4 separate regions of the Mus musculus genome follow, and regions 1, 2 and 4 are each linked to region 3. Evidence: chromatin loops called from intact Hi-C (ENCODE). Cell type or tissue: heart. All regions are shown on one strand. Region 1 holds the start of Egr3 (early growth response 3). Region 2 holds the start of Chmp7 (charged multivesicular body protein 7). Region 3 overlaps Bin3 (bridging integrator 3). Region 4 overlaps Pebp4 (phosphatidylethanolamine binding protein 4).

What was found. A loop is a pair of places that touch in the nucleus more often than their neighbours do. Peaks named below come from ENCODE experiments on the same cell type or tissue, not always from the same donor. Only the 100,000 strongest peaks of a DNase experiment are listed, where the experiment ranks them.
Region 1: it touches region 3 in a loop (5-fold over the local background); 11 of 42 quality-filtered maps call a loop at or near these places.
Region 2: it touches region 3 in a loop (2.5-fold over the local background); 5 of 42 quality-filtered maps call a loop at or near these places.
Region 4: it touches region 3 in a loop (6-fold over the local background); 15 of 42 quality-filtered maps call a loop at or near these places.

The regions. Positions count from the first base shown.
Region 1 is chr14:70,070,194-70,078,193 of GRCm38, reverse strand. It overlaps Egr3 (early growth response 3), which reads right to left and starts at 877. Exons shown (of 2, transcript NM_018781.4): 1 at 596-877. The coding sequence starts at 749. In heart, CTCF peaks have their summits at 2,196 (motif pointing right) and 3,653; DNase peaks (open chromatin) are centred at 1,323, 2,363, 3,173, 3,593 and 2 weaker places; H3K4me3 peaks cover 4,014 bases; H3K27ac peaks cover 3,120 bases; H3K27me3 peaks cover 2,934 bases.
Region 2 is chr14:69,730,324-69,738,323 of GRCm38, reverse strand. It overlaps Chmp7 (charged multivesicular body protein 7), which reads left to right and starts at 5,754. Exons shown (of 10, transcript NM_134078.4): 1 at 5,754-6,133. The coding sequence starts at 5,835. 4930480K23Rik (RIKEN cDNA 4930480K23 gene) reads right to left here and starts at 5,490. Exons shown (of 3, transcript NR_130157.1): 1 at 4,656-5,490; 2 at 1-86. In heart, CTCF peaks have their summits at 4,567 (motif pointing left) and 5,491; a DNase peak (open chromatin) is centred at 5,703; H3K4me3 peaks cover 2,863 bases; H3K27ac peaks cover 2,284 bases.
Region 3 is chr14:70,132,307-70,140,306 of GRCm38, reverse strand. Bin3 (bridging integrator 3) reads right to left here. Exons shown (of 9, transcript NM_021328.4): 7 at 5,716-5,857; 8 at 5,437-5,571; 9 at 2,346-3,168. The coding sequence ends at 3,022. It overlaps Ccar2 (cell cycle activator and apoptosis regulator 2), which reads left to right. Exons shown (of 21, transcript NM_146055.3): 17 at 174-320; 18 at 436-547; 19 at 627-815; 20 at 932-1,137; 21 at 1,360-2,139. The coding sequence ends at 1,404. Among named protein-coding and RNA genes, the nearest start is that of Ccar2, 17 kb to the left of the region's middle. In heart, a CTCF peak has its summit at 4,609 (motif pointing right); DNase peaks (open chromatin) are centred at 1,424, 2,261, 4,161, 4,716 and 1 weaker place; H3K27ac peaks cover 310 bases.
Region 4 is chr14:70,017,849-70,025,848 of GRCm38, reverse strand. All of the region lies in intron 4 of Pebp4 (phosphatidylethanolamine binding protein 4), which reads right to left. All of the region lies in intron 3 of Gm33524 (a long non-coding RNA gene), which reads left to right. Among named protein-coding and RNA genes, the nearest start is that of Gm41198, 27 kb to the right of the region's middle. In heart, a CTCF peak has its summit at 4,214 (motif pointing left); DNase peaks (open chromatin) are centred at 2,438, 4,348, 4,478, 5,488 and 2 weaker places; H3K27ac peaks cover 3,238 bases.

The sequences.
Region 1 (8,000 bases), 62 kb after region 3:
TCGCCCCCGGTGGCAAACCCTTTCCCCCGCCCCGTGGGTGAGCCCCCTCCCTCTCCCCACCGTCCCCACACCCCCAATGGCTTTGCTGAACGCCCCGGAAAGGCAGCGTCGCAGTACCTCTCCCACCGTGGGGACTCCACGCCGCACATGGCTCCATCCCGGGTGGGAGGCTGAGGGAGTAAGGAGGGGGGAGAGCGCGGGTGAAAAAGACGCTGGGCTCCTCCCGAGAAAGGGGGCTACAGCACCACGCCTTGCACGCAGCCCAGCGATCGGGCCCCCTGCGTGGGGAGGGAGAACCCCAGAGCTGCTCGCACCTACCTCCCTCCAGTCGGCGGCTGCCCCCACCCGGGAGAACCGAAGCCTCAACCGTGGCGTCTCCAACCAAGCCTTCCCGATCTCGGAGGGCGGGAGGAGTGGGTGGGAAAAGCAACTCGCCCCCCAGAAAATTCCCAGCGCGCCCCCCATCTTTCCATCCGTCTCTCCATCCATCCATTTCTGCATCCATCGATATGTGCATCCATCGCTAGCTCGCTCCCTCCTCCTCGTCCTCCCCCTTTCCTTCCTCGCTGCCTCGCCGCCTCACCGCCACCCTTACCTGTAGCCATCTGATTGTAATGGGCTACCGAGTCGCTGCTGCCGGAGAAGAGGTTGAGCGCGCTGGGGATCTCCTCGGGGTACAGATTGTCAGGCAATTGATTTAGCAAACTGCTCATGGTCACCGGCAGCTTCTCGGCGAGTTTGCCGGTCATAGCACTCCCGAGCTACCGCCGCCACCGCCGCCGCCGCCACCGCCGCCGCCGCCTGTTCCTAACGCAGCTTCCAGGCGAGCGGCATCCGAGAGGCGATCCGTGGTGCAGGGGAAAAGCATGCGAGAGGGAAAGTTCGGAGGGAGGGGGGAGTGAAAAGGGGAAGGGGTGGGTCAGGGGAGGGGATCTATTCTTTTTTGGAGGGGTGGATGGGAGAGGGGCAAAGAGGGTAATCCTCTCGGGTGCCTCGGCTGGTGCGGTGCGACGCTGGGTCGTGGGGGTGGGGTGGGGCGTGTGCGAGGAGTGGGATGGGGGCTGGGCTGGGGGGGTGATCTAGGCTCCAGGGGGTCAGACGCGGCTTCAGTATTGATCTCACAGACACGAGCCCGCCGACCCCCCCCGCCCCCCGATCTGCCACAGCCGCCGCCGCCGCTGCCGCCGCCACCTCCTCTGCTGCTGCTGCCGCCGCCGCTGCTATCACCACCAACCAGCCCCGCCGCTTCCTAGCTAGCTCACTGCTGCCCAAAAGCTCCCAGCCAGGGAACTCCACCAGTCTATTTATCTGAGCCCCGGGAAAGCTCCGTGACGTAGCTGCCCATATATGGACAGACAAAGCCCAGCCGAAGGGGCGCGACGTCACAATGGAAGCTCCTCACAATGGAACATTAGAAAGCAGGAAGCGGGCCGCAGCCAACGTGCAGCGCCCGCACCGCTCTCCGTTCTTTAAAAAAAAAAAAAAAAAAAAAAAAAAAGTCAATTAGATTAGAAAGAAGGAAAGCGAGAAGAGAAAAAAGAAAGAGGGACGAAGCCGAATGCAAAGCGCGCGATGCGCAGTGCACAGTTGAAAAACCCTGTAACTAAACATGTAGGTTTTTATTTGAGGACAGCATTAGAGACAGAATTTAGTCGTTGGAGGAGTGGAGTTGTTTGCAATTGGTCTCCAGCACTCCCAGCATTTAGAAAGAGTTCAGTACACCAGGACACAGGTTCCTTAGCAGTCTAGGAATGGGAGAGGTGACCGCTTCAAGCCAGGCTCCCCCACACAACTTCTGTCTTTCCTTCTTATCCTTGACTGGATTCAGATGGAGAGATGAAGTATTTTCCTTTGGGGAAGGGGTTCTAATGTCCTAAGGCTTCTTATTCTTGGACACTTAGAACTTTCGTGCGGACATCATTCTGATTCACCGCCCGCAGCCCCGGCCCCTCCCTTGGGGTTCCTGACCCCGCGCTGACTCTCAGTTGAGCGCAGTGGCCCGGGAATGTGTAGCGGATTAGCTAGTTGCGCAGTGGGCAAGAACTTTTAGGGGCGAGGGTATGAGGGTTTTGTTGTTGTTGTTGTTGTTGTGGAGATTAGGAAAGAGTGAAGTTTAGGGGATAGAAAACACGTGCACCAAATAATTCCCAGATAAATTCCCTAACGGTTCTAAAGCAAACCCCTTTGGCCACAGGATGGCAGGAGGGCCCAGCAGGCCGGGGCACAGTCGCTATCTACTGCAGCCGGCGAAGGGCTTGCGGCTGAGTTACTGCGGGAAGATGTGAAACCCACAGATTCTAAGCCACCAAGGCGGTCTCCTCCAGTCTCTACTCTCTGTCTCCCGCAGGGTTGTCCTCATTGCTGCCTGAGGGTGCCTTGCAGTCAAGGGCGGCCCCCTGTGCCGACCCAGGGTGCTGTCACCTCGACAGCGGATCCCGGGGGTGGGTGATGTGTTCCCCGAGGCCTGCTCCTGAAGCGCGCAGCCTGGCTGAGAGCGAGGGGGAGGAGAGGGAGGGAGCACGGAGGCGCGACCCCGAATCACACCGGGTTGGCGGGGGAGGATTCCCTCCTCAGTGGCCGCGTGGGCGCGGTGAATCCCGCGGCCCCCGCTGGAGAGTCGGGGTTGGGGGAACTTGCATCTCTCAGGGGGAGTGGGAGTGTTGACAAGAAGGAAGAGAGGATCCCCGGGCCTCACGCCGTGGGAGGTCCATGCGGGGCCGGGGGACGCGTGGGAGGAACTCCCTAGCTGCGCATTGTGATGGGGGTGGATGACAACCTCACTCCCTCTTCCCTCCCCTCAGTTTGGAGGAGAACATTGGGTGGGAAGGGCCCAGACTCCCCCGGATCTCCTCTAGCTCTTAGGGAAGGAGGGATTCCCGCCGCCCGTGAGCCCCCATCTCTGCCACCCCCACCTCCTCTCCCTCCAGGCTACCCATTCCTGTGCTCTAGAGGCTTTGCGCCCCCGGGTTCTCCTCCGCCCGCGCGGCGCGGGGAGACTGCGCGCTGCAGCGGTCCCGGGCTTCGGCCGGAATCAGGGCATGCAGCGCTTCCCGCCCCCGGCTCCATCCCTGGAGGGGGGAGCGGCTGGTCAGGGGCGTGGGCGGCGGTGTGAGCCTAGCTGGGTGCGGGAGGGGCCTCCGCGGCTGCAGGGAGGGTCGCGGGGCAGCGGGCCAAGCCGGGAAGAGCCATACAAGGAGCGGATCCGGTGACGCGCCGGCCGCGCCCCTTCTCCTGCTCTATTTGGCTGCAGATTCCGGTCCCCGGATTTGCATATTTTGGCATCCAGTGGAAAAGGGAAGAACGGAACCCGCAGCCTTTAAAGGAACCGCACAGACTGTAGCGTCACCTAGAGAGGCGGTCTGGCGGGGGGGGGGGGGGTGCGTGAAAAATTAGCCTCGAGCTCTGGCCTCTGGCTGGAGAGCCAGGCAATTGGGGAGGGGAAGGGGTGCCTAGGGTACCCGCAAGCTTTGGGCACGCCTCTGCATTGCTTCCTGCTGCGCGTGCGAGGGGAGGCTGGCTGACTGCGGTGGGAGGGGCGGGGTGTCTCGGTGGGTTCCTGCCTTCTGCCTGGACTTGCTGCGAGGTTCTCGGCCCTGGACCGAGCAGCAGGTCTAAGATGGACTGCAATGCCCGTGTCTCCCCGCGTGAGGCAGAGATCAGCCTGACAGGGTGGTGGGAAGGAAGTGGAAGGCCTATGGCAGCCCAGCTCAACTAGCAAGGACCCAGGATAACATCCACTTTTCCACCTGTTGGGCTCTCTCCATAGAAGGAGCTGGGGGTTCTGTTCTTTTTCCATATGGGCCTATAGTGGAAGCATTTGGGATACTCGAAGGCTTTCCGGTCCCAGTGTCAGTTATTGCTTCTCCAGGGATGGCTGGAAACACTTTCGAGGATAGTTAGCTTGTTTCAAAGAGGGAAAGCACTCAGCTGGGCCTGCTGGCTTGCACCAGGACCCTGTTGCTTACCAGATAAGACCGGAAAGACGGCCTCTTTCCTACTAGTTCTAATTGAATGGAAGATTTCAGTTCACTTAATATATTTATCAGCACTTCACTCTGACATGGGAAACTGCTGCGCGTCCCATCTATTGATTGTGTTAACAATACAGACCTCATAGGAAGAGTTAAATCAGAGAATTTTTCAGAGAGTACCTATACCAGAACTCTAGCAAGTGCTCAATAAATAGCAGTGACTATCATTAAACTGTATTCTCTCTCATCCTGCTGCATGATGAGTACACTCCTTGTGTGCCCCGGGGATGCATTTACACAATGCAGCTGGTTAAAAAGTGCCCAGTCGGGGAAGCCATCCCGTCCAGCTTGTCATGTAAAAGAAATACTATTTATTTACAGAGAAAACTAAATTACTATTTGGGGAGCCTGATACCTGTGTCAATCTGGGGATGCTTAAAGGATGGTCCCCTTTCTGCCTGAGCCAAGACATGAATTAAGATCTCAACAGCTGGTGGTGACAAGGAGGCAGGCTATAATGTCCCTGAATCATTTTCTAACACCCTGGAGTGTCTGTGGCTCCCAGGAAGGGGTGGAGGATCTGGGGCCTTTTTGTTGCCACGAAAGGAGCCTACAGGCCTAGACCCTTAATGACTACTTTCTATTCAGGTTGTAGTGCCAGCAAATGCCCTCTGTCACCCTGGATGATGACCATGGAAGCTATGGCTCTGTGACAGTAGGCACAACCAGGAATTTGCAGCAGCAAGGGATGTTTACTGTGGCGGTTTTGCAGATTTCTACAGTTCCCTGGGAAATTCAGTGTAGAAAAAAAAGTTTTTCTCCTTCCCTGTTTCCCCTTCCCTGAATGTTTCCTTTTCTTCCTCCTGGAGAGGGGCTAAGGGTGTTTGTTTCAGGTTTATTGGCGGGCTCCAGAGAGATTGCCAAGAGCCTAATTACCTAAACCCTAAGCCCTGAAGTTGCAGGGGACTAGTAGGCACAGGTTCAGGGAGTCCTCCCCTGGAGCTGGTGAAAGGTAGGCAGGCCAGGCCCGAGTAAAAGAGCCAAGGCTGCTGTCTCCCACGGAGGGGGAACGGGTGTTTTCTGTTTAGGTGAGGATAAAGAATATGTAGCCCTGGGAATCCACTGCAGTAGCAGGCGCAATTCTGTCCTGGACTCTGTTCCAGGCGTCTGTGGGCTTCAGTTTTCCTTTTTATTAAAGTCTTCTGTTTTCCAGGAGTTCCTTCTTGCCCTCATTAAAATAATTTCAACCTGGGATGTTAGCCATTTAAAGCTTTCCGGGTCTTAGAGGGCATTTGCGCTCACATTTATTTGTTTTTATGTATATGGCTGTCTCTTATGCCCTCATGTGTGCAGATGCCTTAAGTAGCCATCAGGTCCCAGGGAGTTATAGACAGTTGTGAGCCTCCCTGAGGGAGCTGAGAGTCTGGTCCTCTGCAAGAGCAGCCAGTTCTCTGAACTGCCGAGCCATTCATTGTTCCAGTCACAAGGGAGTTTGCATCTTAAGTGAAAATATTTAGGATTTGGGACATAGCTCAGTGGTGAGAGTACTTGTGTATTGTGTGGCCTGATCAAGGCCTGTTTTTTTTTTTTTTTTTTTTGTTTCGTTTTTGTTTTTTTTGTTTTGGTGTATATGTTATATTATTTGTATGTGTCTGTGTTCGTGTGCACACGTGTGTGTGTGTGTTTCTCAATTGCTCTCCATGTTATTTTTTGAGATAGAGTCTTATTAAACCTGGATTTCACTGGTTGGGCAAGACTAGCCAGAGAGTGAGCCCCAGAAATCCTCCTGTTTCTCAGTACTAGCATATCAGCTTCGTGCCAATGTGCCACACTTTTACACAGGTGCTGGAGGGCTGAACTCAGAACTCAGATCTTGATGGCAGCACGCAGCATTGTAAGTCACCTCCCTAGTCTTTTTTTTTTTTTTTTTTTTTTTTTTTGAGTTTAGCTGAGAATGGCCTTGAACTCTTGTCTCTGTCTCCCAAGTGCTGGGATTATCAGTGTGTGACTTCACTTCCCAAAATTTGGAGGGAAAAATTACTTAACAAGTGTTACTAGTGTATCCTGAAGATATGAAGCCCAGTACTCAGGATGTCACCTGCAGTGTGGAGGCACTCACCTATGCTGCTGGAATGGAAGTCTGCTTGCAGGACAGCAGGTTCAATGGTGAGGAATGGGGTTGTTCAAACCACACCAAGAAACTGCGTAGAGGACCTGGCCTGGTGGCATTCTTCCCAAATGCCAGTTGTCTCGAGGGTCTTCAGGTGTTTTCCACTTCTGGGTGCCATCCAGAAGGGCCGCTGGAGTCCTACTGCTCCTCAGTGAAATCTCTAGAAGTCACTGTTGATTCTTTGGTTAGGTAGAAATCTCTTGGAAGGAAAGTCTTGGTACCCAGCAGGGTCAATGGGCTTCACAGGCCCCTGATGCTGGTGCTTCTGGTGGGTGCTATATCTCCAGAAGATTGGGCTGCTTATATTAGAATTACAGATGTTAGCCACCCATGGGATTGGGAGTGGGGGTGGGGGTGGGGTGGAGTGTGTAGGGGGACTGAGTCTTCCTCATCATCATAATAAATGCTTTTATCTACTAACCCCCCCCTCCCTTCGCTGCCCAGTGAGAAGATTTTAGGACTGTCTTTCTCATTGCCTACTATTTGCAGAAGATGAACAAGCTTGGGAGTCTTAGTGCCTTGCTGGAGGTTAATTGCTCTCAAAGTGATTGATCTATTTGAACTCACCCCATTGTATCTCCAAAAGAATGCTTTTGTCTCTAGCTGTTGTCCCTTTTGTGACTGTAACAGAGGGAAGAAATGAGGTGGCTGGTGTGGGCAGGAGGAAGGATGGAGCTACAGGCAGCAGTGAGCCATTGCATGAGTGCTGGAAACAGAACTAGGTCCTCTGGAAGAGCAGTAAGCACTCATAACCACCGAGGCATCTCCAGCTCCTCCATATTTATTTTCTGAAGATGAGCTCTCACTGAATCTGAAAACCTGGGGAGAAAGTAATGAGGAATAGAGAGGAGGCTTGATTGCGGCATCCCAGCATCCTTTGGACCAAGCATGGAGGTTAAAGAAGAGCCCAGAGGCCAGTAAAGGGGTGTAGAACTTATACTTCTCAGGAGTTCTGCCAGGACCTATTTATTAGTAGGCATAAGAGTAACTGTTACTATAGCTCAAGTCCTATTTTCTAAACCTGTTTCAATGACCATGAGTTCCTGTCCAAGGGTGATCAATATGCCACTTTTATGTATTTTTAAATTTTGTATGTACATATGTGTGAGTGTATGCATCTGTGCATTTGTGTGTGTGTTTGTGTGTGATTTGAAGTGTTCCTGATTGCTCCCCATCTCTCTCACTTTCTCCTTCTTTCTTTCTTTCCTTCTTTCTTTCCTTCTTTCTTTCTTTCTTTCTCTTTCTCTCTTTCTCTCTGTCTCTCTGTCTCTCTCTCTTTCTCTGTGTATGTGTGCAATGTGAGCATATGTGCATGTGTGCACTTGTGTGCGTTTGGTACCTGTAGGCGTCCTTGGCAATCAGGAAAGAGTGTAGGTCCCTTGGAATTGGAGCTACGGGTGATTCTAAGCCGTGTGGATACTGGGAAGCAAACCCTGGTCCTCTGCTAGAGCATCAAGCACTGCTGAGACAGACTCTGTGTCTGTCGGAAGTCCATTGATTCAGCAAGGCTGGTTAGTCAGCCAATGAGCTCCATAGTCTGCCTGTCTCTCTGTATCCGTTTCTCTACATCTAAAATTACAGGTACATACTCAGACGTACCCAGCTTTTTACATAGGTCCTAGTGATCTGAACTCAGATACTCGTATTTGTCTGGCAGGTACTTTATCAATTGAGCCATCTTTCCAGCTGGACACACTTTCCTTCTAAACTCTAGTGGTCTAAATTAAAATAAATGTATTCTAACCATGTAGAAACAGGATATTTGGATCACACTTTAAGTAATTTCAGAGTGGCTGATAACCAAAGGGAGAAACATTTTGTTACAAAGTACCACTTGCTGGGGGCGTGGGAGTAGCTGT
Region 2 (8,000 bases), 400 kb after region 3:
CAACGTATCCTGTCCCGAAGAAAGCATTTCACAGCGCTCATCCCCGTCCTCTGGCTCTTCCATTCTTCCCACGGCTCTATCGATCTCTGTGTATAGAAAGCACCCAGAGAGCATTAGGAATATAAGCAAGATGGATCCTGGGCTTTTAGCCACCCTGAGTGTTTAGCTTCCTTCCTAAAAATGATCATGGAGAGTTGTGATTTGTTTGTTTGTTGTTGTTATTGGCAGGTGTTTTATATATGTGTCCTTGTGGGATAGTGTTCATGTGGGTACATGTATGTATGTGGCTGTGTGTACATTCCCTATGTGTCCATGTGCAATGAGGTCAGAGGCCAATTGTGGTGTTGTTTCTCAGGAGCAATCCACCTTGGTTTTTGTTTTTGAGACAGGGTCTCTCATCAGCTCAAAGCTTACCAAGTTGCCTAATGTGGGTGTTTGTGTTAGAGTTTGTACCCATGGAATGGCACTATTAGAAGGTATGGCCCTGTTGGAGTAGGTGTGGAGTAGATGTGTCACTGTGAGTATGGGCTTTAAGACCCTCATCCTAGGGCTGGAGAGATGGCTCAGCGGTTAAGAGCACTGACTGTTCTTCTGAAGGTCCTGAGTTCAAATCCCAGCAACCATATGGTGGCTTACAACCATCTGTAATGACATCTGACGCTCTCTACTGGTGTGTCTGAAGACAGCTACAGTGTACTTACATATAAATAATAAATAAATCTTAAAAAAAAAAAAAAGAACCTCATCCTAGCTGCTTGGAAGTCAGTATTCTGCTAGCAGTCTTTAGATGAAGATGTAGAACTCTCAGCTCCTCCTGCACCATGCCTGCCTGAATGCTGTCATGTTCCTGCCTTGATGATAATGGACTGAACCTCTGAACCTGTAAGCCAGCCCCAATTAAATGTTGTCCTTTATAAGACTGGCCTTGGTCATGGTGTCTGCTCACAGCAGTAAAACCCTGACTAAGACACCTAAGTTACCAGTTAGCCCTGGGCATTGACATGTTTCTGTCTCTTTGGTGGCAAGATCGTAAGTCTGTGCCTGTGCAGCTGGATTTTTTATGTGGGTTCTGGGCTCAATTCAGATTATAATGCTTGCATGGCACTCATTTTACCTCCTGAGCTGTGTCCCTACTCCCTACAAAACTTGTTTTGGTTTATTCTTTTTTAGATGTGCTTTGTGTCTGAGTGTTTTGCATGCATGCATGTATGTGCAATACATGCATGAGTGGTATCTTTGAAGGTTAGAAGATAATATCAGATCCCATGGAACTTGAATTATGGATAGTTATGTCTTGCGCGTGCCGGACTCGACCAGCAAGAACGACGCTGCAACAGAATCCTTCTGCACATGTTTATTGGGAGAGCTTGATTGCAGAGGCGAAAAGACCCCGAGCCCAGAACTGGTGCTGCTTTTATAGGCCTAGGAGAGGCGTGTCTCACACCTGGATTGGTTATGCACTATGCCTCATTTGCATGTTCCTCATCTGATTGGCTACTCTCTCTCAGTACCTCACAGAGCCTCATTATCATACCTCATTTGCATGTCTCACATCTGATTGGTTACTCTCTCTCAGTACCTTACAGAACCTCATTATCATACCTCATTTGCATGTCTCACATCTGATTGGTTATACTCTTAGTACCTTACAGAACCTCATTATCATGCTCGGGCCAGGCAGTGTCTTTGCAAAAAAAACTTTACTGCATATGTACACATTGGTTGTTTGTCCAAACTTATGCGTGGTGGCCAGCAGTAGTCAGTGCCACTCTGCAACGGCACATGTGGCTTCCCACAGTTATGAGCCACCATGTAGGTGCTGGGGACTGATCCCGGGTCCTATACAGGAGCAACAAGTGCTTTTAACCACCGAGCTAACTCTCTAGCCCTGTTGTTTGGTTTTTAATTAATTAAGATGAAGTGATGGCTTCTAAGTCCCTTACACTAAAGAATGACTTGAAGAAGAAGAGGGAGCTGAAAGATGGTGATCTTTTATTGTTATACTTATCAATATTAAGTTATTTTGGGCTGAAGAGATGGTTTAGTGGTTAAGAGAACTGACTGCTCTTCCGAAGGTTCTGAGTTCAAATTCCAGCAACTACATGGTGGTGCACAACCACCTGTAATGAGATCTGATGCCCTTTTCTGGGGTGTCTGAAGACAGCTACAGTGTACTTACATATAATAAATAATTAAATCTTTAAAAATTATTTTAAGCTATGTGCGCGCGCGCACGTGTGTGTGTGTGTGTGTGTGTGTGTGTACTTGTCTGCTTGGGCACAGCATGCCGTGGTGTAAGTGTGGAGGCCAGAGGACAACCTTGTTTGAGATAGCTGCCTGGCTTTATGTGGGAATTTGAACTCAAGTCCTCATGCTTTTGGGGCAAACACTTTTGCCCACCAGGTCACCTTCCCAGCCTCCATGCCAAGATTTTTGTTTGTTTGTTTGTTTTTCAAGACAGGGTTTCTCTGTATAGCCCTGGCTGTCCTGGAACTCACTTTGTAGCCCAGGCTGGCCTCAAACTCAGAAATCTGCCTGTCTCTGCCTCCCAAGTGCTGGGATTAAAGGCGTGTGCCACCACCGCCCGGCTTCCATACCAAGATTTTAAGTGGGTAAACTGGACAGCCAGCTTCCCCAATGGCTGCTGTGTTGCTCTAGAAAGTCATGGTCACGAATGGGTGGACAGTGATAATGGTTTGGACACAGTAACAAAGAAACAAGACAGTTTCTTCCAGGCTTTTTCTAACTGTCCAAGGCAATTTAATTTAGAAGCTTTTGTACTCAAAATGGCTAAGAAACAAATAATATATTCATGTAAATAAAAATACAATTGTTGTATTTTACCTAATATAATACCTAATATAAACATTATACCTAAGTAAATATTCTTATGTTATAAATCATAGGTTTTCATAGATTTTTAAGCTAAATGTTTAATTAAATTCATCCATCTATCCATTCCACAAACGGTCCCTAGGATGTGCCTAGCACTCTGCTAGAAACAAATATGATTAAGATCACAGTCCATGTTAGCAAAGGCACATAAGCTATCCAGAGAGACACACATCATCAGAGATTTAGAGAGTGGTGTGGCACTTAATACGCAGTGAAGAGGTATGCAGGGTTATGAAAAGAGAAACATGGAGCAAGAAGAGGAGATGATAGGAAAAAAATCAAGGGTAGGAAAGCTTCCAGAATTCTATGCTGGCACCTGAGGAGGACGGCAACAAGCCTGGGGCCTCCATAAACTCCACAGACGTGAAGGGTTTACTTCTCATTTGTTTCATTTGGCTAACCCCAAAGGCTGTGAATCCCAGGCTTAGGGACTGTTGTTAGAAATAAGTGGACAAGACTGGTGGGGTGGTGCTTGCATATTTGTATGGAAATGAAGAGGACTCCTGGCAAGTGGGAGAATGACCTGGAGCCTCGTTAGAGCAGAGGGAAATGTGTGAGACCTCAGGGATGTTAATAGCTGGAATGGGTATCTAATGCCCATATCTAATGCCTATAACATCAGCAAACAAATATCTCCTTCACAGTAGAGTGAAACTGGGTTCTTCAATCTCAGAATAAAGATTCCCACCATTCCTCGCATACCTGTGGCAGACTCATATCTTAAAGGTAAGGTCAGTTTTGGGAGACTTGTACCCATAGTCCCTGGCTTCACTGATTCTGTTCCCAGTTATCCTTTCAGCCTCCAGAAGGTGAAAGCCAACCTTGCCTGCCGCCTGGAAGGGTGAAATGGAGTGGATTTTCAGATGCAAGCAGACCCAGATAAAGCAATTTGCTCGCCTGTAAAAGGTGGAATCCTTCGCTGGGCGGAGAAGACCTAGTTTTACTGGGCCTAACGGGTAGCACAGTACAGATTTGTTTCACTAGATTTGATATTTGGAATTCTGCTCTCTGCCTCCTCCCTCCCTCTCTTGCCCCACCTTTCCGTCCCTCTCTGCACCTCTTTCTCCTCTCCACTTCTCTCCTCCCTCTCTCTCCCCTCTCTGGCTCTCCTCTGCTCCTTTCCACCTGATTCACCTTCCTCTTCTGTAAAAGCAGGTAAAGTGGGAAAGGCTACCTTACAAACTATGAGAACTATAGCGAAAGTATTTGAAAAAAGGCCGCTAAGTGAGATATTTTGAACACACTTTGAGGAATATAGCACATAGATAGCAATTAGTACACACATCATATAACTAAACACTCCATTTCCTCCTTCAAAATGCTTATTAAAATTCAATGAAACTCAATGCTCATGAAAATTCACCTTAACACTGTTTCAACTACTCTGAAGCCCGAAACTCATCACATTTCCCTCAAACTGGAAATACCAGTTTATAAAGGCGACTATTTAACAGAAATTACTTTTTCCTAAGTCGAAACAAACTTTCGCTTTAATTTTTAACGTTTACACCAACAGTTCCTTTCACCTTTTAGATTGTTTGTTTGCTTGCTTGATAAGTCTTTTAAAAATCAGCATATTTCCAGGCTGGATCTGTAGTTACCGTCGTCTGCAGGGCAGAGCTCAACTAAAACTACAATTCTACAATTCCAGGGGATCCAACACCCTCTTCTGGTCTCTGTGGGCATTGGACGTACGCGGTGCAGTTGCACACAAGTAAGCAAAACATAAATACACGGTATTTATGGGAACTATTACTAACCTGCATCGTCCTGCTTCTGTAACCTGAAGGTTTTCTGCTCCTCGATCAAGCAGAGAAGCCATGGTGCTATACCTCATTTTTGTTAAAAGTTCATATCCTGTCATGCTTGCCAACAGCGACCACGTTAATGGAAGTATGGAACCAGTAGTTTTCCCCTTTATAAACCTGTCTTTAACGGTCGGGGCAGTCTCTCTAGACTTGTAGTGAGTGCGTGCCCTCGGCCGGGTCTGTGCAAATTTCAAATTAAAAAACAGCTCGTCCTAGTCTCTTTTTGAACGGTCCGGCTATAACTACCACCACCACAATTTATTCTCAACACTGAACAAATTTTGTAAGACTCTTCAAGACGGAAAAGTAACTAGAGGGTAAGGTTTAAGTACCTCTCAGTCCATAAAGTATTTTCTGCAGTAGCGCTGTCATTGCAAGACACTTGCATCGCTGTCTGCCCTCTCCTTCGAGGAAGCAGAAAGGTCAGAGACAAATGCTAAACTGGCAGCCAAGGCAGCCGGAGCTTCAGATGAGAGTTGGAACGATTTTTTTTTTTAAAGGACCTGGCAGAATATGAATTTTCAGGAGAAAAAGGACATCCCAGAGCTAAAGAGCGGGAAGAAAGTGATTAAGAAGACTATCTCTAGCCCTAAAAATGGGTCCAGTGTCACGGAGCTTTGGGACCATTTTTGTTAATCGGCTGATATTCTAGTGAAAGAAAGGTATCTTGGGCGTTTGTTTAACTTAAAAGTCTCTGGGCTAAGGAGAGCTACACCAGATCCAAGGTTGTGTATCCACCTGCAGCTCCCATAGCCTCAGCCTGGCTAACCTTAAGCCCGAACCACCCGGGAGGTGCAATAGGTAGCCCCTCTAGTACGCCTCGCCAAACTCTATGGTTGTGGCGCACGCGCAAAAGCCTTCCCGTCGCACAAAGGCCACGGAGAGAAGGTCCGGCGCCTGCGTTCTGCCTCTCTCGGGCGAGAACGCCCTCCTCCCTCCCTCCCGGCCAAATGAATGCCGCGCCACGCCTGCGCCCTGAAGACTTGCGGGACTTTTATCGCACAGGCGGCGGTGGTGACGTGATGGCTGAGGAGGAGGGCGTGAAGGAACGACGGAAGCCGAGAGGGACCTGGGGCGGAAGGGGACCCGGGCCAGGCTTGTGTTCGGTTCCTTGGCGGGGCTGGGGTTCCGATGTGGTCCCCGGAGCGGGAGGCCCAGGCCCCGACCGGGGGAGACCCGGCGGGCCTCCTGCCGCCCGAGTGGGAGGAGGATGAGGAGCGCATGTCTTTTCTGTTCTCCGCCTTTAAGAGGAGTCGCGAGGTGAACAGCACCGACTGGGACAGCAAGATGGGCTTCTGGGCTCCGTTGGTGCTGAGCCACAGCCGCCGCCAAGGGGTGGTGCGCCTGCGACTGCGGGACTTGCAGGAGGCCTTCCAGCGCAAGGGCAGTGTCCCGCTGGGGCTGGCTACGGTGCTGCAGGACCTGCTGCGGTGAGGACCGAGGCCGAGAGGGCCAGGCGGGGGGCGGCTCCCCAGGGCTGACATCAGACCTGCCCCTTGACAGCCCAGACTCCGCGTCCAGGGTTTGTTCAGTGGGTGGAGGAGGAGGAGGGGGACGAGGAGGCTGCTCCACGGATGGATGTCTGGACTCAGAGAGAAAGAGGGGCTGGGATGGTTGGAGTGACTGGGGATAGGCAGAATGGTCCAGAAGAGACCCATCTTTGCAGAGGTGTCAGCGGGACACTTGAACTGGGATCCTGTTATGCAGTTATTTCCACAGGACCTCCAGACTTGAATTACTTTTACAGCAGATCTCTGCGGTGGGTACTTTGAACTAAGAGAGAACAGAGCTAAGGAGAGAGTACTCATGGGATTCTAGACATCTTGACAAGAGAACTCTGGTACAGGTCGTACAAGTAGCCTTTCCTGGTATGTCCGGGACGGAGATTATTTAGACCAGAGAGGAGAGTTTAACTGTGTAGCTGGGGGCCTCTGAAAGAGCTTTATGTGATAAATGTGTGTGATAGATACAGTGTTCAGGTTGTGCTTGAAGAGGTGGCATATCTGATAGATGACTGGTACTTCATGGTTTCAGATACTGTCAAACTCCACTCTCTGGCTTTTTTAATAGTCCAGGGCAAGATAATGCAGTTATCTTTATTAAAAATAAACAGTCTCAGAGAGATTAACCTATTCCAGGTTACACAGCTAGAGTAACCCCAGGGCTGGATCCTTCCTTTGAATTCGAAATCATTTGTATTTCACACTGTACATGTTATGCCCAGCCCAGCTCAGCCCAGCACCGTGTCTCTTTCTATGAACAAAGAGAAAGCCAAGGGTCTGCGTTTGTTTTAGGATAATGCTTTCTCATTAAATGGTCGCCCTTCTTGACTTCTGTTCCCAGTACCTTTCATTGCCCGACCTTGACCTAAGAAACCGTCCTGAAATTCTCCTCTGAGAAACTGTCCTTTGAAAAATGTTTTACCAGATGCCCAAGGTGGAAAACAGTTAAGTCAGCAAGGGACAAAACCAAAATGGGCCTCCTGATACAGGACAGTCGTGGAGCCTGTCCAAATCCAGAGACCTTTAACACCTTGACCTCCTCTGGCTCCTGATCCTTGAAACATCCTGGTACTTGTCCAAATTTGATATCCATACATCTACAGCGTTGCTCAAGGGCCACGCCGTTGTGAAGATCCTGGCTTTACTATTTTCTATGCTGTGGCCTGCATAGGATACAGGTGCCACCTATAAGCCTTAGTTTGATCAATTATCAAATCACAGTAACATTATATAGGTCAGTTGTGAAAACTTGAAGATCTTTATACAACCCTTAGCAGTAATTTCCCATGGCCGGTATTTCGTAGACTTGGCTGCTGTTGTTACTACCACCAGGAAATACATCTCACTTCCAGCCTAGCTTAGAGGCAGCATAAAACCCCAGTCTGTGTAGCTTTTGGCCTTCTTCCTCGGATCTGCATGACACACAGGGTTTTTCATTTGATTGTTCCCAGGCCTGTTGATAGAAGAAAACCTCCACATAGGCCCAGTGAAGCCTTTTGTGCCTCTGTTGCCTTAGTGGGACATTTGCATTTTTTGAGGCCAGACAAACCGGGTGCCATCTGGCCTTCTTTGCCTTCTTAGATCCTCAGTCGCCTCTTTAGTTAACGTGATGGTGATACCATCTATTGCACAAAGTGGTTAGGAGGCTGAACACTAGAGTGCAGGTGACACTGCCTCTAGTAGCTGGTACAGAATAGACAGGTGATGGTGATGATGGTGATGATGTTAATATAATGCCTCTGAGGGGAAAGGGGTAAGAAGAGCCCAGGACAGGCTGTCTGTCGCATTACACATC
Region 3 (8,000 bases):
GATCAGGGAACATAGCATGTTCTGGGAATGTGCCCACAGAAACCTGTAGCCCCAGCTCCGACCTCCACTTATGAGGTCTACCTGTTGCCGTCAACCCTGCGCCTGTCTGTGTGTGTCGTGCCCTTTAGCCTTGAGAACTGTTTGTAAAGCCTGTTTCTCTTCTTTCCTTGTAGCCTAAGGAGCTGGATCCCTCAACTGTGCTCCCCCTGGACTGTCTTTTGGCTTTTGTGTTTTTTGATGCCAACTGGTGTGGCTACTTGCACAGGCGAGACTTGGAGAGGGTCCTCCTCACACTAGGGATCCGGCTCAGTGCAGAGCAGGTAGTTTCTCTTCTCTCGCCTGTGCTTCTAGAGGGCCTTTCCAGAGCTCTTGCATGCTTCTGGTCTCCCTGATGCAGGCATGTGGCCAGTAGGTGTCCTGCTGTGTTTTCTGTAGGCCAAACAGTTGGTTAGTAGAGTGGTGGCACAGAACATCTGCCAGTACCGGAGCCTTCAGTACAGCCGTGCTGAAGTGCTGGACGATGGCCTTCCTGAAGACGTGCTCTTCGGTATGTCTTGTGCTCTGTGGCCGGCAGGGAGTGGGGCCGTGGTGGGCCATTCTCCTGAGCTCATGCATGTCTTCTTTAGGAAACCTGGATCTACTGCCTCCTTCAGGGAAGAGCACAAAGCCAGGTGCTGCCCCCACAGAGCACAAAGGCCTGGTGCCCCACAATGGTAGCCTCATCAATGTGGGAAGCCTGTTACAGCGTGCAGAGCAGCAAGACAGTGGCCGCCTATACCTGGAGAACAAGATTCACACACTGGAACTGAAGCTTGGTGAGTGTGATGTCACAGCCACTCAGGGGACAACACTCCTTAGGCCTCAGGCTTTTGTCCCAATGCTCCAGTGGACTGATCAGAGCCTTCCTGCCATGTCCTCACCTACCTTTCAGAGGAGAGCCATAACCGCTTCTCAGCCACTGAGGTGACAAATAAGACACTGGCAGCAGAGATGCAGGAGCTGCGGGCCCGGCTGGCCGAGGCAGAGGAGACGGCCCGGACAGCAGAGCGACAGAAGAACCAGCTCCAGCGACAGATGCAGGACTTCCGCAGGCGCCTGACCCCACTGCACCTTGAGATGCAGCGGATTGTTGAGAAGGTAAGATGGCTAAAGGGTGGCCATAGTTCCTTTTGGTGAAGCCACAGAAGTAGAGTGGAGCTAGCCTCTGTGGAGAGGCCTGGGAGACACCTGGCCCTTCCTTGTTGTGCTAGTCCTCCATATACTGGGTTCTTAGGAGACTCAGCTACTCTCAATGCTCTGCACTCCAGTGGCAGGACATGGGAGAAGCCTTATCCTCCATTGCTTCATGTGCTCACACAGGCTGACAGCTGGGTAGAGAAAGAAGAGCCAACGCCTAGCAACTGAGTGGCTGCCTAGTGAGGTCTGCGATGGAGCCTGATGACATTAGAGCCCTTTTGGTACCAGAAGGCAGCTGGAGCAGGGCCTGGGAGCCACAGCAGGGGTAGCTTGAGTTCTGTGCTCAGCCTCTGCAGGGGATGTCAAACTCAGTATGGGGTTTGTGCTATGTGGATGGATATGTAAGGAACTCCAGTTCCAGCTACAACTAAATACAACGTCCTTTGCACCCCTAGAATGTCATTTTGCCCTCAATCTTGGAATTTCTCCCAGGGCCCTTGTAGTCTTGTGCTGTCTCCTGTCCTCGTCCATTTTAGAGCAAGACGGGAGGAAAAGGCATTTCCAGCCCAGAACAAGGTCTAATGCCAATAAATGGGAGGAATGGGTGTAGAGTTGATGCAGCCAAGAATGTCCGTCCTCTGGGCGGCACAAGTCCCGCAGGCTCTGTGTCTGTTAGGTGATGGAGCCCATTCAAGGAGCATTTGGTGTTGGGTCAGGGTTGCCAATAGAACACTGTGTCCCAGCTGCCCCCAACTTGCCAGAAGAACCAGCACTTACTTCTTTCTCTAGTTCTTATGTTCAGAATGTGGTATTGGCCCTGGCCTAGCCCCTTCCACTTCCCATAATTCTTGCCTCTTTCCATAATTCATGGTTTCAGTTCGACTTTGTATATAAAGTTGTTTGTTGGTTTTTTTTTTTTTTTTTGGCTTTTTGTTTTTTAAATAAACCAAAGTGAAAAACAAACCAAGTGTGAGTCTTTGTAGCTAGCTCTCCTCCTCTTTCAAGCTGCTGTACCCTCTCTGTTTGCCAGGCCTCAGTTCTCTCTAGAAGGCAGCAGGCAGGCAGTAAGTGCCACAGGTTGTGACTGAGTGAAGGCACTCTGCCAAGTTGGCAGGGCTGTGGCAAAGCTGTGACAGCTCCCTCTTGGTGTCAGTTAAAGTACACTGTTGTTTTACTGGAAAACTTTACTTGAAAATAAAATTCCAATAACAAGTGAAAATAAAATTCCAGTAATACAGGTGAGACAGAGCCTTGCTTTGAGGGCAGCAGTTCAACATGTAACATTTCCTAGTGGACAGCTAGAGACAAAGCCCCAGTTCAAGGGAAAGCTAAACTCCTGGGCTTTGTCCCTGTGCTGGACCTATAGGGGACTGGCTTTGGTTGTGTTGGCATGAAGGGCCCAGAGAGGCTGAGAGACCAGGGCACTGTGCCTCACCCAGCAGTCTAAAGAGTCCTGAGAGGATGGTGGCTTTCCTAGAGTAGGTCCTCTGGAGGTAGACAGCTAAGGCTTCAAGTTCCACAGGAAGCCCAGGCCCTTCCAAAGGCTCCTGTTGGCCAGACACTATAGCACACTCTGGACGGTTCTGGAAGTAAAAAGGCCCCAGGGTTTTTCTACATTGCTTATCAGCACTGGACACAGGGAAGCAGCAGCCTGTGAGGCTCCTAGTATCAGGCTTAAGGACATGGAGACATTTAAGTCAGAGAACTGGCAAGGTACAATAGTGGCCACCTGTCTCCAACTGCCTGGCCATTGGGAGGTCCATGAATCCATGCCCGCTAGGAGCAAAGCCTATAGAGATGTCACCTGTGTCCCAAAGAGTCTAAGGACTCCTGAGGGACAGGGGCTCAGTCATCAGCCACGATGGAGAGGGCTCGGAGTTCACTTAGTTTGGTCTCATTTTCCCGCTCTCGCTGCTCATCTGAGTGGCCTGGCTGGTCAAGCTGCTGGGTCAGGTCTCCAAAGATCTTATGCATTTCTGAGTAGTATATAACCTGGGTAGGAGACAAGAGTTGTTGGCAGGAACTGGACTCCAGTTCTACACAGCACTCAGTCAGCAAAGCAGGTGAGAGGCACAAGCAGGGCCTGGCTCTGGGTCTGTGGGTTGCTCTGGCTGAAGGCGGTGGGGTGTGTCTCTCACTTGTTCCATCACTGCCTCTTAGACCTCACCCTATCTATCTATCCCTCAGCAGTCTAGGGGTAGGGAACCACAGCTGGGGCTTTTGGAAATATATACCACAGAGAAAGGTTTGTCAAGACCAAAATAGCTAGATTGGGCAGGGAGACTACATTTGAGGGTGCCAGAGGGCAGTATGTGGGCAAGGGCAGGCCTGGGGCTTACTGCTGTTTCTAAGCAAGGAGAGGAGCCAGGGGCTTTTGGTCATGGAAGAAGAACCCAGCAGACATTGGCTCCCCAAGTCTTGAGAGCTGGCCCTAGAAGTCCAGTTAAGGGAGGTGTCAGCTCCCCAGATCCCACCCCTTCCCAGTTTTGCTAGTTATCACATCTAGGTTAAGTTGCCTGGAAGAAAAGCAGCACTGATGTGGTGAGAGTGACTGGGTGAGAGGTGGGAGGCAGGTCCAAGAGTGGAGGGGTTTCTCTATGTGATAGATGGCGACTTTTCCACAGAGGCTAGAGGCCATTTCTGCCTCAGCTTCCACTTCCTGATGTGACATCACATCTCATCAAAGTGTCCCCATTCTTCAAGCACCTCAACTTTGAGATGTCTCTAGGATTCTCCTTCCATCTAAGAAACCAGACGATGGGGACTGGGAGGGTGGCTGTGCAGCAAGGGCCAGTGGGACATGGTATCCTAGGAAGTCTCTTTAGAATCCCCAGCTAAGTTGTAGCGGGCCAGGTACCCCCGCCCCCAATCCCTGCCTAAGACACAATGCCTGTTGAGTCATCTGGAATGCGCACTTCTCTAGTGACTAATAGCAGCAGCAGCCGGGTGAGAAGGAGGCTGGCACAGGGAGAGGTGGTAAACAACCCTGGCTACCCTGCTGCTTGGTTACGGGGTACCCCATAGCCTGGGCACCCTGCAGCTTCCTCTAAGGATCTGGGGGTGGGGATGGTGTATGCAGCTCACTAGAAGCAGAGGCAGGTGTCAGCAAAAGAGAGCAGGCCAAGATCTCCTGTAAATCCAGGCCTCATCCAAACAGAGGGTGCAGCAGCTGGAAGGCAGCCCTCACCTGCAGGGACTACAGGAGAGCATCCTCCCGCTTCTGTTGTCTGTCTCACTCCCTAGAGAGCACCGGACTGAAAACGTGTCACTAGCAAGTCCAGGCTCCAGTCCAAACCTTGCCTGGGCTTCTTGATGGGCATTCTACGCCATGGCTTTGGGTATCATTCCAAATGAAGGCTGGGAAGTGGGAATCAGGCTTTACCATGGCCCCTGTGGCTAGGAAAGCAACAGGGAATGATGATGTCCACTGGAGGGCAGCAGAGGTGCAGCTAAGACAAGAAGCAGGGCAGGCAGAATTTGTGGACAAGAAGCCTTAGCTTGGTGGCCAGAGAGTGTTGGAGTCCAGAGATGGAAGCCAATACCCGCGATCAGTGAGGAGGTCTGTGTGCAGAAGCCCTGCTCCTGGCTCCAGTACCACTGCCTCTCCCACCTTGCCAGTGGTGAGAACAAGCCTGAAGATGAACAGCGAGAGGAGGGCAGGAGCCTGCTGCATGCCATCCCAATTGGACCCAGCAGCAGGAGACACTGGGCTCCGACTGGGTTTTACCCTCTTTCTGGCTGCCACCCCCATACTGGTCTGCACTCCCATTTGTTCTCCACGAGGGGGCACTTCATATCTAGTGGCCAGCATTTCAGAGCCTATTCAGGACCCCTCCCTAGGAAACTGAAAGTTAAGACTCCTGTGGTCTCTGGCTAATGGAACTCTCCTATTGGGCTCACAAGCAGTCACTACTGGCCTCTCAAAGGATCTGCTCAGTCAAAGTGGTAGCTAAAGATGCAATCAGGGCTTTTCTTGCTTGCTTAATTAAGCAAGGGAGGAAGAACTCAAGGGGCGAAGAGTTAAACAAAAAGGAACCCTGTCTATCATAGGGTTGGGACTGAGTGGATTGCCAATGGAGGATACCCAACAGAAGTTCCAGTACAGTATCAGTGCCAGGCACCAGGGCTGACTAGGACAACACATGAACTTTCATAGAGCCTGGTGCAGGGAGGTGTTGCTGTCTGTGCAGAGCATGGCTATGTCTAACGGGAACTGGGTTCCTACAAAGATGATTCCCCAAGGGAAAAGCCTTGTCTCACCTGTGCCCGGATCAGGGACTCAAAGCTGGGTTGGAAATAGTCAAGTCGGCTGCCATAGAACCGCGGCATCTCATCCAGGAGTTGTTTATTCTTGGCCTCAAAGTCTTCCCGCACAGGACGTAGCTCTTCTCGGGCCTGGGGAACAAGACCTTGGAGTCAGGGCTGTCACTGAAGGGGGCAGGGTGGGTGGAAATAGCTAGTATCCTGGTTCCGCAGGTCCTGAAAGGAGGACCCCGTGGCAATGGTTGTTCCATTTAGCCTATTGCGTCTCCCCTGTACCTGGTGGAGCTTGGCCAGCACGGGGCCAGTCTTCTCCTTTTCCTCGTACTTCTCCACCTTGGCCTGCAGCCTCCCGTAGTCCTGCAAGGCCTGCTCCCGCCGCTTCACCGCCATGTTGAGGCTTGGGAATATGCTGCTGAACCTGTTGGGCACAGCCTGGTTGGAAACAGGCTTCTCATGTGGGGGTGTGTCCCAGTCACTACGTACTCAAACACATGTGCGACACACCTACTATGTGCCAGTCTCATAAGGCTCTGAGGCTTTGGGGCTTGTACAGGTGGGATGGCGTGGGGCACAGACAGTACTGAGAGCTCTCCCCAGACCCAGATGTTAGGCTGTGATTGCCGGTGCTCCCTGTCCTGCTGCGGAGCCTCAGCACGAGGTCAGCAGGGCTGGAATCCGACTGTATACACTAAAGACCAAATCAAACCAAACCAACAGGGGAAGGCAGGGCCACAGCCAGGGAGTGATGGTCTGGAAAGGGCTATGAGTATCCATGTTTGTCAACACCTTCTCTACTATGTCACAGTGCCACTGGCAGGAGACAAAAAAGAAAGATCCTGGCTAAGGGTTCCTTTACACCGTGAGGAAACACAAAGGGAATGGTTCTCCCATTAAAAGAACAAATGGAAAAAGCACGCTTTAGAAAGATGGTCCCAGCCGCTCCTACCTAACACAACTGAAAAGGAGTATGGTGTGACTACTCAGACGACTGGCCACGCAGAGCAGGCTGTGTTTGAAAAGTTTTGGCATTTGTGTGTAACCATCATCAAGGCTACCTTTCCCCCATGAAAGGCCATCCTATCTTGGACAGGCGCAGGGAAGAGCCACTTTTGAGGTGGGGGGCAGGCAAGAGTAAATGTTCTTCTTGACACAGATGAGGGGTGGAGGTGAGGTAACTCTACAAGCAGGTCTCTTGGGAGTGAGAAAATGGGGCAACTTCCTTGACTACAAAGCCATGAGGACGTGTTGTTGGCCTCATTGTTGGGCAAGACTTTCCTACCATACCATGCAGTGCCCACTGTACCAGCCAGGAGTTCTGACAGCCTGCTGTGATACAGACAAACAGCCAAGAGATTCAACGCCTCTGGACACTCGGGTGGACAGACATAGCTGGTGACCTAGGACCACAAGAGTCACCTTATTTAGGTGAGCCCAGAGAGCGTGACAAAGCAAGCTAACGGAAGTCAGGAACAAGCCAGTTGATGCCAGTCGGTGGCTGAGGCCAGCCTTTCCCATGCACCTGAGCTGAGAGAACATCTGAATGCTTAGGCTGTCTTCAGTAGGCTCACATATCACAGGAGGTGCGCTTCCCAACCTCTGCTTCTCATAGGATATGACCATAAATTTGGTACTGAAAAGCCTCAACAAGTCAGGGCCACCCTGATGGGAGTAATGAATATTCCTACTAGAGAAGAGAGAATATAAACGTGGCCAGGCAGCAGGTGAAATGTGCAAAATAGATGGGGGGACCAGGCACCACCAGGTCACACTGGGAGGAGCCAGTCACAATGCCAGTGTGAAGACAGCTGTACCAGTGATTCAGCTGCTCTGGAGCCCCTCTCCCTTCCTGGGCAGCTGGGCAGTGTGGCTCAAGGGAACAGGTGCCTCAAGCCCAGGAACCTACCATCCTGCCCCTCCCTCTATCCCAAGAGGACAAAGGACCCTAGCAGCTTGCCTGCTGTCAGAAGCCGCCTGCTTTTGGGGTGGCCTCAGGGCCAGGGTCAGAGAAAGAGAAAGAATGAGAGGCAGACAGGAGGTAGAGGTGGAGTACATTGGAATTCACCTATGGGGGGTGAGGGTGCATCACCAGGAACAAACCAGTACATGAAGGGTGTCTTGCAGGTGTGAAATGGCACCTTGGTGCAATGTTAGTTGGTCTTACATGCTAGTCTCAGCAAAACAGACCTCAGCTCATGGTCCTGGCCCCTTTCTATGGTTGTCATCTTTTAAGACCAAGTCACACCGACCAGGAACACTAATACTATTGTGACAGGGACAGTTCATGAAGGGCACAGTGCAAGTGCACATGGAAGGGCAGAGATGGGAGACCAAGTCTGCCACAGACCAGGGGTTACAGCCTTGGGGAGTGTGGTGTCTACACAGCACTACTTAATCAAGATCACTACCCTCTGCAGGTGCAACGGGCTCTGCTGCCCCGGCTAGTGGCTCCTGACTCTTGAGTACTCACAGGTCTTCCTTAGATCTCGTCTCCTACAGCAGTGCTTCTCAATCAAATTAAGATTTGATCAAGCTACGAGGATTGTCAGTAGCTCAGGCAACTG
Region 4 (8,000 bases), 110 kb after region 3:
GTGAAAGAACTTTCCTTTTTCTCCTCTCTCCCTCTTCCTTTGTCCTCCCTTCTCTCCTTTCCTCGACCCTCCTTTCCCCTTCCTCCTCCTCCTTTCAGGAGACAGGGTCTCCTATGGTCAGAAAGCTTAAATTACTTGTGTAGCTGAGGATGACTTTGAACTTCTAACTCTCCTCTAACTCATGGGTGTTGGGATTACCGGCATGCGCCTGCCACCACACCTGGCATATGTGTGCAGGGAACCGAACCAAGGGCCTTTGTGTATGGCATACATACATTCTGTTAACTGAGTCACACCCCCAGCCCCCAAGAACTTCTCTTTCTTAGATACTTAAGAAAATGGTTTAAAGCAAAACAAAAACCACCACTACCTATGCCTACAGTTGGCTGGTTGTTCAGACACAGTTTATATCAATGGCACCATCTAAAAACCCAAATTGAGTCCCATGATTCACGTTTTTTGGGGGCACCTGGCAGAAAGATCAGCAACTGCCTTCACCTAAAGTTATGCGTGCCTCTGTAAGCTGGGCAAGTGGCGGTGAGTTGAAATATCTAATTTACAGATAGTAGCTTAAGAAGTGAGCCCTGCCTTTCAACTACAAATTCTAAGTTACCTCTTTGCTTTGCTCCCGGACATCCATGCTTGCTCTGGGGCTCATTCCTGCCTGGAGAAGCCAGTTCTTATGCAGGTTATGTCCTTTCTCCAGAAAGTGTAGGATTCTGGTCCCCCCCCCCACTCCACACTCCTAATATACTTCTAGAAAAAGGAAATGACTGCCCATCTTTCTGGTCATTCTTGGAACATTAGGCCGTGGCGTTAAAGAAAAGGTTGTGTCTTCGGAGAGGGCCCAGTTAAGCTCAGTCATTTCCCCACACCCTTCTCCACCATGGAGACGAGGTAGGCCTCTGCTTCTCCTTTTCCTGATTGCCTAATCTGGGTTTCCCAAAGGCAAATCATGAAGGGTTAATCAGGTTCCCCATTTGCCTTTTGACGCTGATGAGTACCAGAGAAGTGGGCTGGCAGCCCAGTTCAGGACACTTGTATTAAGCAAGCATCCTCTATATCTAGAGTCAAGGCTGGCTATCGCAGGGTATACAGCCATAGTTCTCCAGGTCCTGGTCTTAAGGAGGGGTTATCACGTGGACACCTCAGAGCCTCCCAAACCATTCTGAAGTCCAGGGAGACGAATGGCACCCCATGCTCAGGAGCCAGCACACAGCTCTGGGAACCCTAGAAACAAGCTGGGTCCCAGAGTTGCCGCTTCCTTTCAGTCAAGCAGACCCTACCTCACAGCAGCAAGGCCAGAGGTGCCACGTGGGTTTCCACAGGAGTCATGACGGGGACAGTTGTTTTTGTGCACCAACCACCCGTGCGTGTTCATTAGTGTGCATGTAAATGGAAGTGGAGGACAACCTTGGGTGTACATTCCATGTTAGTTTCTTTTAGAGTGTGAATGTGTATGTAGTCGGTGGCTCCCTCTGTGTGTGTTCACATGCGTGTATAGATGTGTAGATGTATGTGTGAGTGTGTGCACCCGAATGTGTGGAAGCTGACATCTCTGTGACCTTGAGATCACTTTTATTTATTGAGGCAGAATCTCTCCTTGAACCCAGAGCTCCTCAGTTCTGGTGAGTATAGCTAGTCAGCTTGCCCCAGCGATGTCCTGTCTCTGCCCCCTGAGTGCTGTGACTACAAGCAGCCACTAGGTCTGCCTGTGTTTACCTGGGTTCTGGACATCCTAACTCCAGTCCTGACAATTTACCAGCTGAGCCATCTCCCTAGTTCTGTTTTGTGTTCCGAGACAGGGACTCTCACTAGGACCTGGGGCTTACTGGTTAGAGTAGGCTAGTTGACAAGAGAGCCCCAGGGATCTGCCTGTCTCTGCCTCCCCATGCAGGGACTACAAGGGTATTCCATGACATTCAGATTATATGTGAAGGCTGGGGAATCAAAGACCGGTCTTCACGCTTGTGCAATAAGCACTTTACCAGTGGGCCCACCTCCCCAGTCCTCAAGCTTTTTTAGAAAGTAAGGTTTACCTCTTTTAGGTGCCTGCCAGAAGTGGACTTCTTAGGCTTGAGAAAATAATGAAATCCTATCAGTATTAATATCAGTGTGTTTCGTGTGAACAAAGAATGCTGGGAGGGAGGACTTTAGAGCCAGGTGGGTCCTGAGCAGCTGCCAGGGCTTTGAAGTTGAGGAAGTTCAGGAAAGATTCGGACTTGCTGGAGTCTCCTAGGCCATTGCTCTTCCTGGGGGCCTGGGGAGGGCAGGAACCAAGGCCTCTCGGCTACACTGTGCGAGTGGCCACTTGACGGCTTTTGGATTGGGAAGAAGAAAATCTGGACTAGACTTTCCCACCCTGGCGTGGGAAGTGTGAGGGGCTGGAGCAGGGAGGCAGGAAGTGAGCACAGATGGACAGGCCTGGACAGCTGTGCAGGGAACAGAGCACATCTGTCTGGGAGTGAGTTTGGCAGGGCCCCTCCTACAGCCTCTCTGCTGAGTGTGGGCTGGGTTTGGGTCCCAGATGGGGAAAATGATGGGAGAAAAAAAGGCCAAGAGAGAGGCTGGGGCTGGAAGCTGGGGAGTGTGTGTGTGTGTGTGTGTGTGTGTGTGTGTGTGTGTTCAGATGGAAACTAAGAACGTTGCTAAGCAATGGAGAGAGGGTAGAGACAAGGGGCAAAGCCGAAGTTCGTTGAATGAATAAATGGTTTCGTGGCCTAAACTAGCATGAAATTTCCTCTAATTAGCTTCAGGTTCTGCCAGGAAGCTTATCCCAAATAGACACCTGGGAGAGATCTTCGAGAGATAGAAGCAGGATCAGACTTCTCCTGGGGAATTTACCCTCAGGCTTAGGGGGTAAGTTAGCCTTTTTTGCTAAGTTCTCAGGAGCAGGGCAGAGAGGAAAGGCTCATTGTTCTAGAAACTGTAGCTACTGACTTGTCCTCACGGCCATCTGTGTGGCCTCCATGGGGTGATTGTCCGTTCTTCTGTTCAAAACTGTTGCCTGTCTGGTTTGGAGCTGGAGAGGCATGTAGTCAGACAGACCTCAGCCGGCTTGGTAGCTGAGAGATTACCCTGCATCTATCTTCTGCCACCTTCTCTGGTTTCCACTGTGTGAATAAAACTGGGCTGGGGCCACTCTTGCTGGGCACCCACATTTTCTTTGAGCCTCTGCATTCTCATCTGTACAATGGGAGGCTAGACTAGCGGACCCCCCAAGACCCCTCCAAACTCTTCCATCTTGGAATCTGGTAGGGTGGTGGTGGGAACGCAGCCTTTGAAGGTTGTTACTGTCTCCTGTGTGGTTGGGCTGGGCACTCTGCCTTCACCCAGGCTTGAGAAAAAAGGAGGAAGACTCAAGAGGTGCTGACGTCACTTGCTGAGTGCTCAACTCATCCTCCACTTGTGTAATGGTGACTCCTCTTTCTGGACTGATGGAGCTTAGTCCTGTGTGGGGTCAGGAGGTCAGTGTGATTCCTACAGTTTCTCAGACTCTTGCTTCGGTTTCTCAGTTGTCTGGTGAGTGCAACAGAAGCACCAATAGGAAGTCAGGCAGAGCTGAAGTCCCTAGGACTTGGGGTTAAACAGGACACTCATATCCCCGTTCTGATATCACCACAGTCATCACCTTCATCATCACCCATTATTCATATTGTTAAACACATATTGTTCTTTATGCAGCCTTGTGCAGGAGGTGAGCAAAGCTACAGGAAGATCCCAGTCATACACACTGGTCCCATCCTAGGCATCACTTAGAAACCAATGAACTTGACCTCTACCTAGAGGCCAGATCTCACTCATGACAGGACACGGAGCCAGAGGCGCGAGCCTGTGTTTGCCAGGTTTGCTCTTTCCAGAAGATAAGCATCTGGATTCCAAGCAGCTGTTGTTGCTGCACAGGTGTGCCCTCCAGTGCCCCCCTACCTCTGCAGTCCCTCCACAGGGGTACAGCAAACGGTGCTGGCTCAGCGCCGATTGGTATTCATTTTTGTAACAATGAATCATGACACATTTGGCAGGGGAAGGGGGCCTGGAATAACTCAGGGGCCCAGGAGTTTCTGGCAACTGAGAAATCTCTACCTCCTTGTTTGGGGCATCTTCCAGGCTAACACCTAGAGCCTGAGAGCCAGCAGGTTGCAAGACTAGCGTGGGATTGCTTTGGAAACAGGGTGGCAAGCTGCAGGCAGGAGGTGAGCTGCGGGCGCCTCCTTCTGGCCCCGTGGGGCTGGAGCAGGCCTGGGGAGGGTTCCTGCCTAAACCTTAGCCCCTGGGCTCTGGTATGTGACCCTCCCTGGCCCTGAGCCCCTTCATGGCCAGAGGGAAAGAGTAGAGCCCCGGCTCTGGAGAGTCTTTTGGAGGACAGAGAGAGAGAGAGAGAGAGAGAGAGAGAGAGAGAGAGAGACTGTTATGTAATCGGTTTACCTCCTCATCAAAACCGGTGACTAATTCAGACAGTCTCTGCCAGATTGGCTCTGCAGCCTTGTTGTTAGCTTCAGAGGGCTCAGCCAGTCGCTGACGGGTCCTCACACCCTCTGCTGGATAGATTTCCTCTCCACTGGTCTCAGCTCCCCAAATGTAAACTCTGCCCGGAAGTCACCTAGATCTGGGTAGTTAGGGAGGCGAGCATCCAGCCCCACTCCCACTGTGTGTTTCCCTGCATCTATAAAGGAGGCCACAGAACAAGAGTTCGCCTATCTGTCTGGAGACCCGTCTGCCTGACAGCTCACTGAGGTCTGTCATCTGTTCTTGAGTGACAGTGACCAAGAAAAGCAGGCGTCCAGGCTGAGAGCTTTGACTTGCAAAGGTTGAGAGTGTTGGGCTCAGAACTCAGTGGCCAAGTCTCACCGTGACTCAGGGTGGAAGGGCCACCCCAAGGCTTCTGACCTTGGACTCCTGGCTGTGTACGTTTCAGGCTTCCTGGATGATGCCAGGGACCTATGCACACCGCTGTTGTTCTAGGGACCTATGCTTACCGCTGTTGTTCTTTCTTTTCTTGGTCCAAAGCAGACGTGTGGAGCACTCAGCCCTCTTTCTACCCCAGAAGGCTGTGCTTCAGAAAACAGCAGCACGTGTTGGCTTATATGAGGAGACAGCTCACGGAGAGATACGGCAAGTTATTCTCTGTGACAGTCCCAGGGTACTGGCCACAGCAAGTATGCCCACTGTATGCCAGGGCTCATTTTGTTTACTCCTTTACCGAAGAATCATCCGGGGCTTGGGTTAGTCTCATTTTATAGGTGAGAGAGCCGAGCCCGAAAGAGATCGTGTGGTCTCCCGAAGCTGTTAAGCACCCACCGGAGCTAGGACTTGATCTCACATCTCAGAGCCCCCCCCCCCCCCCCCCCCCGCTCTGTCGTGACACACCACTTCCCTGTGGCATTCCCAGGACTGGTTCTGAGGCCCTTGAGACATTCCCAGTCCCAGCAACTTTGCAGCAATGGCCCTGCCAACTCCAGAAGATAATGCAGCCTTGTGCTAGTCCTTCGACTTCCTTCCGTTGGGCGGCTCATAGACATGACCTCATTCGCTCTCCCAGATCCCTTAAGACCTGGGAGTGGTGGAGATTCTGACTTCTGATTCCCAGGGAATCAAAGGCCGGCACAGAGAGGCACAGAGACCCGCCCTCAGTCACACAGCTAGTCAGGACTGAAGTTGGTCTTTTCTGTCCTTTAGTACAGTCACTTAGCTTGATGGTTAGGAATCAAAATCACCCCCCCCCAGATCTTGAATATTGGGGGAGGGGTGCTCCTCCTGGTGTGTGTGGTGGGGGGAGGGAATGATTCAGAGGCTGAAACAACTCCAGGAGAGTTGGAGTGGTGTTGGAAAGGGAAATCTGAGATGCACAGAAATTCAAGTGTTATGGAAAGCAGGGGTAGCCTTGGAACCTGCCTGCCCGCCTGCTTCCCTCCCTGGAGGCTCTGGGGTGGGGGGTCAGAGCAGTCTGGTGTGATGGGCAAAAGCTGGCCTTTGGGTCAGCAGACCCTGGTAGGGTGACCTCTCGGTTACTCATCTGTCCCTGCTTTTTCACACAGAGTGGGAATGCTAACTCACAAAGGAGACTGTGTGAACTGTTTCATCCTTAACCAGAAAGCCCGCACAGAGGGACACAGCTGCTGTCCCCCTACCCCTCCCGCCTCTCCCCCAGTCTATTTCCTCTGCTAGACACCGTGTGTGTGTGTGTGTGTGTGTGTGTGTGTGAGAGAGAGAGAGAGAGAGAGAGAGAGAGAGAGAGAGAGAGATTGACTTTGAAGTGAGTGGGCTACTGCTCAAGTTGATGTCTCAGGTCCCATGTCTGGCTCTCTCCCTGTGCCCTTTGTGCTGTTCTCTCTCTTTCTCTCTCTCTCTCTCTCTCTCTCTCTCTCTCTCTCTCTCTCTCTCTCTGTGTGTGTGTGTGTGTGTGTGTGTGTGTGTGTGTGTGTGTGTATTGTACCCAATGCCCGATTCTCAGTGTGTGAGCATCGCGGGGCAGCCTCCCTCATGGCAAACTTTAGAAGGGCCCAGGTAGAGTTTGCCTGAGCTTTGGTGGGCTACTTGGTGGTGATGTTGCTCACAGCTTTTCTGTGTGTTTGTGTCTTTGCTTACCACTCCCTTTAAAAACAAAACAAAAAACCCAAAAAAACACCAAAGCCATTAACTCCCAGGCAGGCCTTGCAAAGGCAGGCAGATGCGTCCTGTGGGTTGCAGTTTAACTGGAGTAAAGGTAAGTGGGAAACCGGAAAGAGGAAAGAGGAAATGCCTGACATCCAGCTTCGCGTAGCCATGTGCCTTGAACACTCCGTTTAACCTCTTTCAGACCCCACTCCACGCTGTTTACTAATGCCCAAGTGGACCCTGTACTGAGCATCGTTTGGGTACCAGGTGCCGTGTCAGGGCTGGGCTTACTCGAGCATCCCTCCTCCCAACCTGCCTGTGCCATACTGATGGACCAGGACCCTCGATTTGCAGCTGTGGGAGTTGCCAGAGCAGGGGGCTTTCCTCCTGCATTGCCTGATCAGGGATGGGGGTGGGGTGGGGGTTGAGGAAGCTTGAGGCTCTGAGAATTTTGAGATATTAAGTTTTGTATTCTCTCTCTCCTTTCTCCCTCCCTCCCTGTCCTTTCCGCTCTCTTCTTTCCCTCTCTCCCTCACCTTCTTTCAGAAATACAAGGAGAAATGGCTGACTCCCTGATTGTCAGGACACCTCTCCACTACTCAGTCCATGCTGCCTCGCCTCGTGGCTCCTTCTGAAGGGTTCAGTCACTCACTAGTGTCCAAAAACCTTGCTCATTTCGGCACCCCCTTGCACTTGGGTCTGCTTTCCTCTCCCAGGAACTTCATTGCATTACCTTAGTTAAGCCTTACAAACCTATGAGGCATGTGTTCTCGCTCCCATTACAGAGGCTGAAAAAGGGCAGCCAAAGAACTTGCCCAGAGTCACTTAACTGGTACATAGTCTAAAGTCTGAGTCCAAGCAGTTCAATCCCGCCCCTCCCTCCTAGTTACAAAATTATATTGCCTCTCTTCATTACTTATAATTGCCCCAAACAGTAATTAGAAGTTTATGGGTCTGTAAGCATCTCATGAGCAGAGACTGTGACTTACTTGTTTCAGCTGCCCTGGAATATAGTACATAGAATAATGCACACGGTAGGTGCCTGCACACAGTAGGTGCCTGTGGATGTTTATGGAGTGAATGTTGAAACTGTATGGCCGAGGTCACTGAGGAAGGTGACAAATCTTAAACAGGCATGAGAGGCAGACATATACCTCTGGATACGCATACAATAGATGTACATGGTCCCCGGCCTTCTGGAGCCTTGCAGGGGAAATAGGTGCTTGGGCAGTCCTTGTCATACCCTCTCGCAATTGCCAACCTATGAAGGCTACAGAACTGGGTCTTGACCCACTACTTGTCAAGCATCCCTGTTAAGATCTAGGATGCTTGCACAGAGGTGCTCTAAATCCAGAATAAAGACGAACCATTCAAATCCATAGACAACACACACAGAAAGAGCCAGC